2 separate regions of the Homo sapiens genome follow, and region 1 is linked to region 2. Evidence: read pairs that join two places in POLR2A ChIA-PET (ENCODE). Cell type or tissue: PC-9. All regions are shown on one strand. Each heading gives the region's core, and the rest is flanking DNA. Links, peaks and the distances in the headings are about the cores only. Region 1 overlaps RREB1 (ras responsive element binding protein 1). Region 2 has its middle 64 kb from the start of LY86-AS1.

Evidence for each region. ChIA-PET counts read pairs that join two places held together with the same protein. Peaks named below come from ENCODE experiments on the same cell type or tissue, not always from the same donor. Only the 100,000 strongest peaks of a DNase experiment are listed, where the experiment ranks them.
Region 1: POLR2A ChIA-PET joins it to region 2 with 15 read pairs; 4 of 35 experiments call an interaction of 5 or more read pairs at or near these places.

The regions. Positions count from the first base shown.
Region 1 is chr6:7,198,060-7,203,437 of GRCh38, reverse strand. The region is part of intron 6 of RREB1 (ras responsive element binding protein 1); the gene reads right to left. Among named protein-coding and RNA genes, the nearest start is that of RREB1, 93 kb to the right of the region's middle. RefSeq lists enhancers at 1,094-1,143, 1,194-1,343, 2,108-2,402. In PC-9, for the core only: no CTCF peak of the experiment used is centred there; a DNase peak (open chromatin) is centred at 2,137; H3K4me3 peaks cover 885 bases; H3K27ac peaks cover 3,294 bases.
Region 2 is chr6:6,684,572-6,689,949 of GRCh38, reverse strand. No RefSeq gene overlaps it. Among named protein-coding and RNA genes, the nearest start is that of LY86-AS1, 64 kb to the right of the region's middle. In PC-9, for the core only: no CTCF peak of the experiment used is centred there; DNase peaks (open chromatin) are centred at 2,789 and 4,509; H3K4me3 peaks cover 1,442 bases; H3K27ac peaks cover 4,415 bases.

The DNA.
Region 1 (5,378 bases), core at 154-5,153, 510 kb before region 2:
CATTCTTGGTACAGATACTTCCTTAATGATGCATTGAGCTAGAATTATAATGCCTGAAGGATATGTATTCTTTTCTTTTTGGAAATAGAATCTTGCTGCACCACCCAGGCTAGAGTGCAGTGGTGCAATCCTAGCTCAGTGCAGCCTCAAACTCCTGGGCCAAGGGTTGAGGGATGACATTCTCTTGCTAATGACTGTCTACTTAGAAAACTGAGGGCCCTTCTCTGCTGCTTCTACAGCTCCTTCCTCCTCTCCTGACTTTCAGATCCAGTAGGGGGTAGAGAGGTGTTGGCAGTCCACATGAACCAGCACTAACCTTTTAAAAATCTTTTACTCTAGACATGATTCCTAACTGCCCTACCCTTGAATCAGTAACACCCTACATCCTCCTGTGCTTGTCTTTTTCCCTTGCCTGCTTGTGTTTTGCTAAAATAAATTTTCATGTTATTTGGTCCCCATATCTATTTACAAAATCCACAAAAATACATAGTAATATGTCCATACAAAGTCAGACATTCTTAAAAACAAACAAAAGACCTCAGAAGTTGGATGAATTGATGTTCCTCTCACCCAAAGAGAACTCTCATTAACATAGAGCTATAATCGGCCAGCTAGGACCTTCCTGGGTGAGTCCAGAGACATCAGTGGAAGGCTCTCATTTCCCACGGACAGGCCTTAGATACCTCAGGGCAGCTGCTGTGTTGCCATGGCCTCTTCTTCTTCCCCAGGCTAACCTCCCTCAGTTTCCTCAACATTTACATGCAGCCTGGGGTCCAAATCCCCACACTCATGGCTGGCCTCTCCCAGCAGGGATGCTGAATATCCCCATATTACAGTCTGAGGTGATGGTGCCCCAACTGAAGTCATCATTCCCAAAGTGATCTCAAGAGCCCAGAGCTGTCCCCTCTGAGGGAAGCCATCGCCGGCCACCAGAGACCAGCTTCCCAGGGCAACGACTAAAATCATACACCCCAATCCCCACACCTAAGCTCTGTAGGAGGAGGGAAGTGCTGAAGTCACGGGCCATTTCCCACTTCAGCTTGAAAGGCGATCACTTGAGGTGTCTTCAAGAAGGCAGGACCTAGTTACTTACTCACTTTCTGTGCAGGAGGAAGAGATGACTATCTTCATGATAGGGCAGTGCTAAGTCACTGCTACTCCTCAGCCAGTTCCAAAAGAGGAACAAGAAATGCACGGGTGGGGCCATCCCAGATGGTCGGCCATGCGCCCACAAGGGAAGTGGAAGGTGCCGTGGGCGAGTGCAAGAAGCAGCGTAGTGAAAAAGGAAAGCCACCCACTCTGGGGATGTTGTGTTATATTACTTACGGGCCACTGAGAAACTGCTGGCAAGGAAAGGGGAACCAAGATTGGAGAGAGAATGAATATAAATGAATCCAAAGAGAAATGTCACCTCCCAAGACCAACCAGGCGACAGAGCCCTTCTGTATGACCAAGGCCGTCTATAGCCACTTTTATCTAAAACGGATGGACATGGTGCACACATGGCCTCTGTTCTCCAGAGATGTCGAGGGAGGAACAGTACACCATCTACCAACAGAAACTGGAGAGGAGGGCCCCAGAAGAACCTGCAGCATGGCAGACCTCAGTTTTCCCACCCATAAACTTGGAACAGCAGTCCTCTTGAGCAAGCTGGGTTATATAAGCATGAAAAGGAAGAATTAAGTGCTGACACCACAGGACCAATGAACCCATTATGCAACTGAATCTCCGGTTTAAGGAAATACAAAATCTGTCTCCACTGAAGGCCAACAACCTTTCCACTAAGCATCCCAGAGCCCCAAGAGAAGCTGAGGATGGCCCACAGGCACACAGACATGCCAAAGGTGAGATGAGGATCCGTGTCATGAATACACAGGCTAAGACTTCAGTGCTTCCTGTTCATGTTTCAGTGGGGAGGGTGGGATGGGGGTTGGGGGGGGGGGACAATGTTGCCACTAATCACCTTCCTTAACACATCAGAAAAAGGTTGACAGTGAGTGGGCACGCTTCAGTGTTTGCTAGCACCAGCTTGTTCAGCCCGAACAGGTCGGACAGGTTGGATATTTAAACAAAGGCGGAAAAATGTAAGGTATAAAGCCCTGTGAAGTGCTACGGTGGAAATGCTGCCAGCTCCCTGCAGGTTTCATTTTGTGATCTAATGCTGGAAGTCAGGCTCCCTCTTGACTTTGCTACTTTCGAGTTATGAAACTAAACCGGACACACACTCAGGACCTGTTCAAAGTTCTCAGTGCATCAGACGAGGGGCATGGTGGGAGAGGACACCTGGGCATGTTGCATTCCGGAGCAGAGGCCAGCTCTCTGCTAGTCATCCTACCCCCAGCAAGCCCATCCCTAACCTTCCCTAACCTAATTTCTCACTCTCACCACTGCCTGCTGTTCAAGTGTGGGCAAGCACGATGTTCCAGATTCTGCTGCCATCCACCAGTTTTACCCGGTAAGACTGAGCTGCTGAAATACCTCAACAAGATATGTCAAAAATACTGTACTGCTTGCATTAAAGATAAAATTTATTTTGCATTTCCTTTCCAAAACACAAACTGACAACAACTCTGCTAAAACAGAAGAAAACTTAAGTTATAAATATTAGCATCCAGTTGGCCAAATGATAAAAAACTAATTATGAACCAGATCATAAATTTGAGAACCAGTGATAGGACGAAAAAGGCTTGATTGTTGCTTAACATGTCCACTGAGGGGACAGTGTCCACTTGGACAGTTTTATGATTGTTATGCTCTTTGGCATAACTGAACATGAACTTGGTCAATTCAATTCAGAGAGAAATTCTAAATCAAAAGTAAGCATCGGCCACAAGAGGTTTTTCAAATATTTCTTCAAAAATATAAAATAGGCCAGGCATGGTGGCTCACGCCTGTAATCCCAGCACTTTGGGAGGCTGAGGTGGTCGGATCACCTGAGGTCAGGAGTTTGAGACCCGCCTGGCCAACATGGTGAAACCCCATCTCTACTAAAAATACAAAATTAGCTGGGTATGGTGGCGCATGCCTGTTATCCCAGCTACTCGGGAGGCTGAAGCAGGAGAATTGCTTGAACCCAGGAGGCAGAGATTGTGCCATTGCGCTCCAGCCTGGGCGACAAGAGTGAAACCTCATCTCAAAAAAGAAAAAAAAAAAAATACACACACACACACACACACACACACACACACACACATATACACACATACATATATATATATACACACACATACATACATATATACACACACACATATATATAAAATAAGCTGTGCTGATTGTTAAAGGGTATTAGAAAAGAAAAAAACACAAAGTAAAAGGGAAAAATGTTTTGAGGAAGGTCAAGTCTAGCAAATAAAAAACAGGCTACACAAGAGACTGTCAATTAAAATTGGCCAACTTTTAGCTTTGATAATTTTCTTACACTTTTTATCTAATTTGAAGAATAAAATTCAGTGACAGATCACACTTGCCTACCCTTTTTCTCAGAGGATAGTGGCAGCTTTCGATTATTCACAGATTTCTAAAATGCAAAGTAAAAATTCTGGAAAGAACCACAGAATCTCATCTAATAGTATTAATGCAAATCCACACTAAGAAAGTATAAAAATAGGCCAGGCATGGTGGAGTGTGCCTGTAGTCCCAGCTACTCGGGAGGGTAAGGTGGGAGGATCGCTTGAGCCTGGGAGGTTGAGGTTGCAGTGAGCTATGATGGCACCACTGCACTCCACCCTGGGAGACAGAGTGAGACCCCGTCTCAAAACAAAACAAAACAAAACAAAAAAATCACACACACACACAAAACCCAAGCACACACACATATATATGTAAACATCATAGAACAAGCAATCAAAAAAGAAGAAAAAAAGGCAAGTGTTCAAATAATAAGGATTTGCACAACTTGGCCATGGAAATTCAGCACATGATACACAGCACTGTTACCAGGTTCTTGGGTTCTTAGAATGCAGTCTACGTTGCCCCAATTGTTAAGAAGCTGGGAGTCTATTTTCTCACTTTAGTAAATCCATCTGCTGAACTAGTATGTATAAGGAACTGCTGGGTTAAATATCTTAAGGGAGAGGAGAAAGGAAGGCCTTGAACTACAATTTGTTGAGCACCTAACGTGAGCCAGAGGCTTGAGTATATGTTACAGCATTTAATCCTTCTAACGGATTTTGTGAGTAAACGTTACCCCCACTAAAGATGAAGAAATTGAGGCTCTTGACCATTCCAGGGAGTATCCTTTATCAGCCCTGGCCAGAAAAGTTAGGCGGAGCTATCAGAGGACTCAGAAGCACCAAAGAAAATGTCGCCCTTCTTTAAACCACTACTGAAGTAAAAACAAAAGCACCCAGGTTTCAAATCCAGCCAACGAGATGTAAAGAAAGGCTAAATTTGTTTAATCAATCAATAAGCTTATGTGGTGAAAGCTTAATAATGCTACTGGGGGGAACTGGTAGCCCAGACATTCTGCTGCAATAAACAGATTTGTAAATATCCGCTCTTTTTCTCCATGTCTTATCTAGTGGAAAATCTCCACTCTGGAGGGAAGATTATGGGCCTCTTACCAAGGTGCACTCTCAAGAGTGAAAAGCATATTAAGTGGAATGATCATGGAATGGGATATTACACTTACATATTTTTTTTTAATCTGGTTGAAAAGAGAAGTTTCAGCCCTTCTTAAAGAAAAGCTTTCTAAATTATACCAGAAGTATGTCTATTTTAGTGTTCAGAGTACTAACATATGCTGAAAACTGCTTTGATACCCAAGTATTATCATAATGAAACTACAGTACCAAATATTCACTAAACGCCCAACATATATAAGGAGATATATACAGTTCATACAACTATGCTGACTACGTATATCCCATTAAAATCACATTTACACGAACCCCTCAACAGTCTTTGCACAGAACATTTATGTCCTTCTAAGTGGAGTTAAATGTGTTAAGATCTCTGAGCATCCCTGAAGGACATTTGCTTTTGATTTGTCCTTCCCCCTTGGATGTAGACAACTGAAATGCTTTTAAGATTTTCTTTTCCATAGAAGTATTTCAAGGGAAACAAAACATTCACACAGTCCGGGGCAGGGTGACCCACAGATTTTTATCCTACAAATAAATATATAATTTATTCCCATGTGAACTGTCCTGATACTTTCCTTCCTGCAGAAGAATATGTCAAGAGGGACAGGGACCTGGTGATTATGACATTAATTTTAAGATGGGACTGACTGAACCTTTGAGTGGTCACCTCCACCCTTCAGAAGCAGCAAGCGCCAGAACGAGCTACATACAGGGTGTCCTCAGAAACTTGATACGACCATGATGGAAGTTCACAGGACCCTTCCTCTTGCGGGGAACTGAGGGTAAAGAAGT
Region 2 (5,378 bases), core at 309-5,308:
CACATTCAGAGATCATTTTTCCCCCAGAGGGACTGATTCAGCCCCTGAAACATTCTCAATACAGTGTAGCAAGTGGTCTCTGAAATGAAATCTTATTCTCAAACAGGACCTAGATACTGGCCTAGCCCTCTGTCTCCAGAAACTCTTTGATGGGAGCCCTGAGGCATTTCAAGGGCTTACTAACCGGCAGCTAGGTTTAATGAGTATATTCTGTAACTTCCAGGTATTCTGTTAGGACACTGTTATCCAAACAGTGCATAACAAAACTTTGGTTCACTGGAAAGACATTCATTTCCTTGGGTTCTTTGCCAATTTTTGCTTTAGGGAAGTAGAGGGTGGAGGCTCTGGTCACCATGGTGAAGACAGACAGGAGGACAGTTGGATGTGCCTGTGTAGAATGGAGTGGGTGTGGTTGTGGGAGTGGGTTCTGAAGGGTGTGTTGTTCTGTGGGGTGAGAGTGAAGGCATGTGCTTCTCCAAGAGTCTCAAAGATAAAGAGAAAAGGGGGATAGATTTCTGTCTGCTCCTTTCTCTTTTACTATCCCAGCTAATCAGACTTGTGAGCAACTCTGGATGGAATGAAAATGAATTCTCCTCAAAGCAGTCTGTGTTGGGATCTACTGAGACGTGCTCACAAACACATGCAACACATACATCCTCATGCATGCACACACATGCATGCACAAGCACACATGCACACACAAGCACACATATATATCCCACCAATATTTTTAGCAGTGTTCATACAGGCAGTGTTGCAAAAAGGCTGGAAGCATTTCCATGTTCAGCAAAGCTCCAGGCTGTGCTGTGTATTAATAGCCTACTGGCCAACACATGCACAGTGTTTCATGATGATAGCATCTTATTGTTTTATTTAAGTTGTTTGTTTTCTTTTTGGCCAAGGGAGGAAATGGGCCACCTTCTCTTCCCTTTCTCCTTTCTCCTAATAACTGTCCACATGCACATTTCTATATTTAACTCTTTGGTGTCAAGGAGAGGGAAATCTTGTAATTTTCTGGCATACTGTGTATGTCTTCTGTTTCTAATGCCTGTTGACCTTGAAAAAGAATCCTACTTGCCTTTGGCAGCCTCAGGAAAATTTCTTTTCCTAGCCCTTTTATTCAGAAGCCTTGATCCTTCCTTCTGAGGAAGAATTTGTGTCATGGAGATTATAGTCATTCTCCAGGATTTATCCAGTTTCTGCAGGGGCAGAGGCTTGTGGTAGTCTGTCTTGTGTAGACTTTAAAGCCCATGCTGGTTACATGGTGAAAAATTAGGTTTTGTACATTTTCCTTATGTTTACTTTCCCCCTTTGCTCCTTGCATGACATCTTCACGTCCTTGATATTTATTGATTATTTCAGATAAGAGCCCTTCTGTACATGTTGTGTGTGTGTGTGTGTGTGTATTGAGAAAGGGAAAGGAAGGAAAAAGGGAGAGGAAGGCAAATACAGGGGAACAAAGACAGAGTTTGCACAACCCCTGCTGGGCCAGCAACCTCTGCCAGTGAATGAAAAACAAACCTGAAAAGGACTTTCACTTTCTAAAGCAGTGGTTTCAATAAAGTACTATTTCACACCAGTCAGAATGGCTATTATGAAAAAGTCAAAAAATAACAGATGCTGGAGAGGTTGAGGAGAAAGGGAATACTTACACACTTTGGTGAGAATGCAAATTAATGCAGCCCCTGTGGAAAGCAGTTTGCAGATTTCTTAAAGATCTAAAATAGAATGAATATTAGACCAAGCAATCCCATTACTAGGTATATACCCAAAGGAATATAAATAGTCCTACCAAAAAGACACCTGCACACGTATGTTCATTGCAGCACTGTTCACAATAGTGAAGACATGTGATCAACCCAGGTGCCCATCGACTGTGGACTGGATTAAAAAAATGTGGTACATATTTTTATACCACATTTTTTTGGCCATGGAATACTGTGCAGTCATAAAAAACAAGGAAATCATGTCCTTTGCAGCAACATGGATGCAGCTGGCAGTCGTTATTCTAAGCAAACTAATGCAGAAACAGAAAACCAAATGCCACATGCTCTCACTTATAAGTGGGATCTAAACACTGGGTACATAAGGACATAAACATGGGAATAACAGACACCAGGGACCCCAAAAGGAAGGAGGGAGAGGGGGGCAATGGAAGAAAACCTAACTATCCGGTACTATGTTGGGCGACTGGATCATCATCAGAAGCACAAACCTTATCATAACGCAATATACTTATGTAACAAACCTGCATACAAATACCCCTGAATCTAAAATAAATAAAACAATGGTTCGGGGGAATAGGCTGGTGAGGCTCTTGGCCAGATTGTAGTGCTCTGGGGAGGGTAGAGCTGTCAGGATAAGAGGACCAAATACAGAGAACTTGGAACCCCACGATGAGAAATTTGCATTTAATTGGCAGTGAAGAGCAATGGAAAATATGTGTGCCAGGGAGCGCCAGGTGCAGGCTCACTGGAGTGGAGGGAGCCTGGGGCTGGGGAGGCGCACTGGGCTGCTGTTGGAACCCTCCGGAGGGCGGAACTGCGGCGGGAGCTGTAGGAATGCTGTGGAGCTAACAGTCAGGAAGGACATTTCAGAGGTCTGTGACTGGCCACTGACCTGATCAGGAGTGCAGGAAGCGGCAGGAGGCAGAGATGGCTCCCAGCCAGGATCCGGAGGCCCGGGAGGGGCGGGTCTTCCAGCCTGGAGGGTGAGGCCTGGAGTGGGCGGGGCTCCCAGCCAGGAGGGTGAGGACTGGAGTGGGCGGGGCTTCCAGCCAGGAGATGAGGCCTGGAATGGGCGGGGCTCTCAGCCTGGAGGGTGAGGACTGGAGTGGGCGGGGCTTCCAGCCAGGAGATGAGGCCTGGAATGGGCGGGGCTCTCAGCCTGGAAAGGCGGACTGGAGGGGGCGGGGCTCCCAGCCAGGAGCTGAAAGCCCCGGAGGAGGAGGCCCAGGAAGGGGCGGGGCTCCCAGCCGGTAATGGGAGGCCTGGAGGGGGATGGACTTTAAAAAGGAAGCAGAAAGGCCAGGAGGACGAGCTTCACTGGAGGTGGGTAAGTTTTGTTTCAGACCTGTAGGGCTGAAAGTGTTGACGAACACCTGGGAGAAAATGTCCAGTCACCGTCACTGCAAATGCGGGTCCGACCTTCAGGAGAGGGATTTGGACTGAAGATGTGGGTAGGAGCACCCTCTCTTAGACAAGAAAAATTGAGACTAAGAGGAGATGAGATCGCTGGGGGATCATAATTAAGTAAAAACTTGTATCTCTAAAATCCGTCCTGACATTTTCATTTATAGGATATACATATGTATGTATCTGTTATAATCTGAAATGTGTCCCTCAAAATTCATATTTGAAGCCCTAACCTCCTCATACCTCAGACTGGGACTGTATTTGGAGATGAGGCCTTTAAAAAGATAATTAAGGTAAAACGAAGGCATTAGAATGGGCTCTAATCCAATATGTCAGGAGTCCTTATAGGAAGAGGAGATGAGGACACAGACACCCACAGAGGGAAGACGGTGTGAGGACACAGGGAGAGGACACCATCTGCAAGCCCAGGAGGGAGGCCTCAGGAGAAACCAATCCCGCCCACACCTGGATGTGGGGCTTCCAGCCCCCAGCACTGCGAGGGAATAAAGCTCCGTTGTGTAAGCTGCCGCATCTGTGGTATTTTATTATGGCAGCCCCAGCTACTAATACAGTACCCCTACCGATACATACATATTTACCCACATGTAGCCACACACATGTGCACATATGTAATCTTTTTGCCTATAAAAAAGTAAGCAATGCCTAAAAGTACAGGTGGAGAGAAGGCTAAAAAGCACAGGCTCGAAGAGACTGCCAAGATACAACGATCCAACAAAGACACATCGTATCAACAGTAATGATTTCCTAAATGTGAAGGTAATTTGGATGGCTGGTTTATAGTTTTCATGCCCGGGAGTTTTCCAAGGCACAATGTATACCCTTTGCGGCAGCTTACTCTCCTGAAATGTGCCTTCATGAAATTAGATAAACAGGGAGAAGATATGAAGTACATCTGCCTAACACCACGTTAGAAGAATCCCCGGGCATTTGCATCTTATGCGATGATATGCTGGCAAACCTTGGCCAACTTCCAGTCTTGTCCTTATGACAGGGGACTGCTGTGTTGAGTTCCCGTCTCAGGCCTCACATCCACCTTGGCCCTGCCTTGGGAGCCTGTAGGTGTGGGCAGAAAAGAGGGACGCTGCCTTCCTGGCTGGGCCTTTCTTCACACACAGGCACGAGGACCCAAGCTCTAAAGGATGAAGTCCCCATGGTCTCCGAAGTTTTCATTATCATCCCCCTCCTAAAGCTCCACCTTGGAGGCAATGCACTGTAACAAAAGGACCAGCACAGTGCCCAGCACACAGAAAGCTATCAATCAATGTCAGCCTTAACCATTATGTTGGTTGACTTGCCATCCCTCTTCCTCAACTGCAAACTATGTGAGAGAAAGATTCATGTAACCTTGGTATTACACAACTCCATCGTGGTGGGTTCAGTTGCATTTGTCAAATGATTCAGAGTAGGACAACGGGAATTTTCTTTACAACATCACAGCATTGTAAAGTCTTTGCTTTGCACGAAAGTGTGGGACTGAAGAAATGATTGTGCAGGTTGAAACTGTGAAGCAATTTTAAGAAGCAACAAGGAAAATTATGATTGTTTCATAATCTTCAAAAAATTTTTAAAGTGTTAAGAACTGTTTTACTACTGGTCGTAAATGTATAAGAACATTTAAAGATAGCAAATTGAATACTTATTTAGCCTGTCATAATTTAAAAAATGAGAAACATTGAGAAATAGTGTTTTATTTCTTTGTAAAAGACTTATGGAGAGTAAATTGAAAAGGGCTTTGCCACCTTCTCATTGTGAAACTTACAGTATGGACCAGGCATCTTTTCTATGCCTTGGCAAATTGTCACATTCCTTTCTATATTTGGATAGGCTTCCTACATTTTGTCCTGCACACTTTCAGTGCTGTGAAATATCTCCAAGAGTTTCTTTAATATGAAGTTTTTGCCAGCATCTTTATCCTGAGTCCCTCAAAAGACACATCCAGAATCTCTCAAAAGACAACAGCATCAACTTTCCCACCATCAGCTCTTTCTTCTCTAAACTCGTTTACGTCTGAGTCAACTTTCACCTCCTGCATTCTCACTTTTTGTTTCTTTGCTATACTTTCCTCTTCATTGGCTACCTACCTCTCTTGAGTATTCATTTCTGTGAAATGTCACGTGGGTTTGTCACTGGGAGCCAAGAGAGCAGCACGACCACACGCTTTGCTGTCTGTGTGGGAACTGATAACACGGAAGGACTGAAGGACGTGATGCGGTTAATCACTGA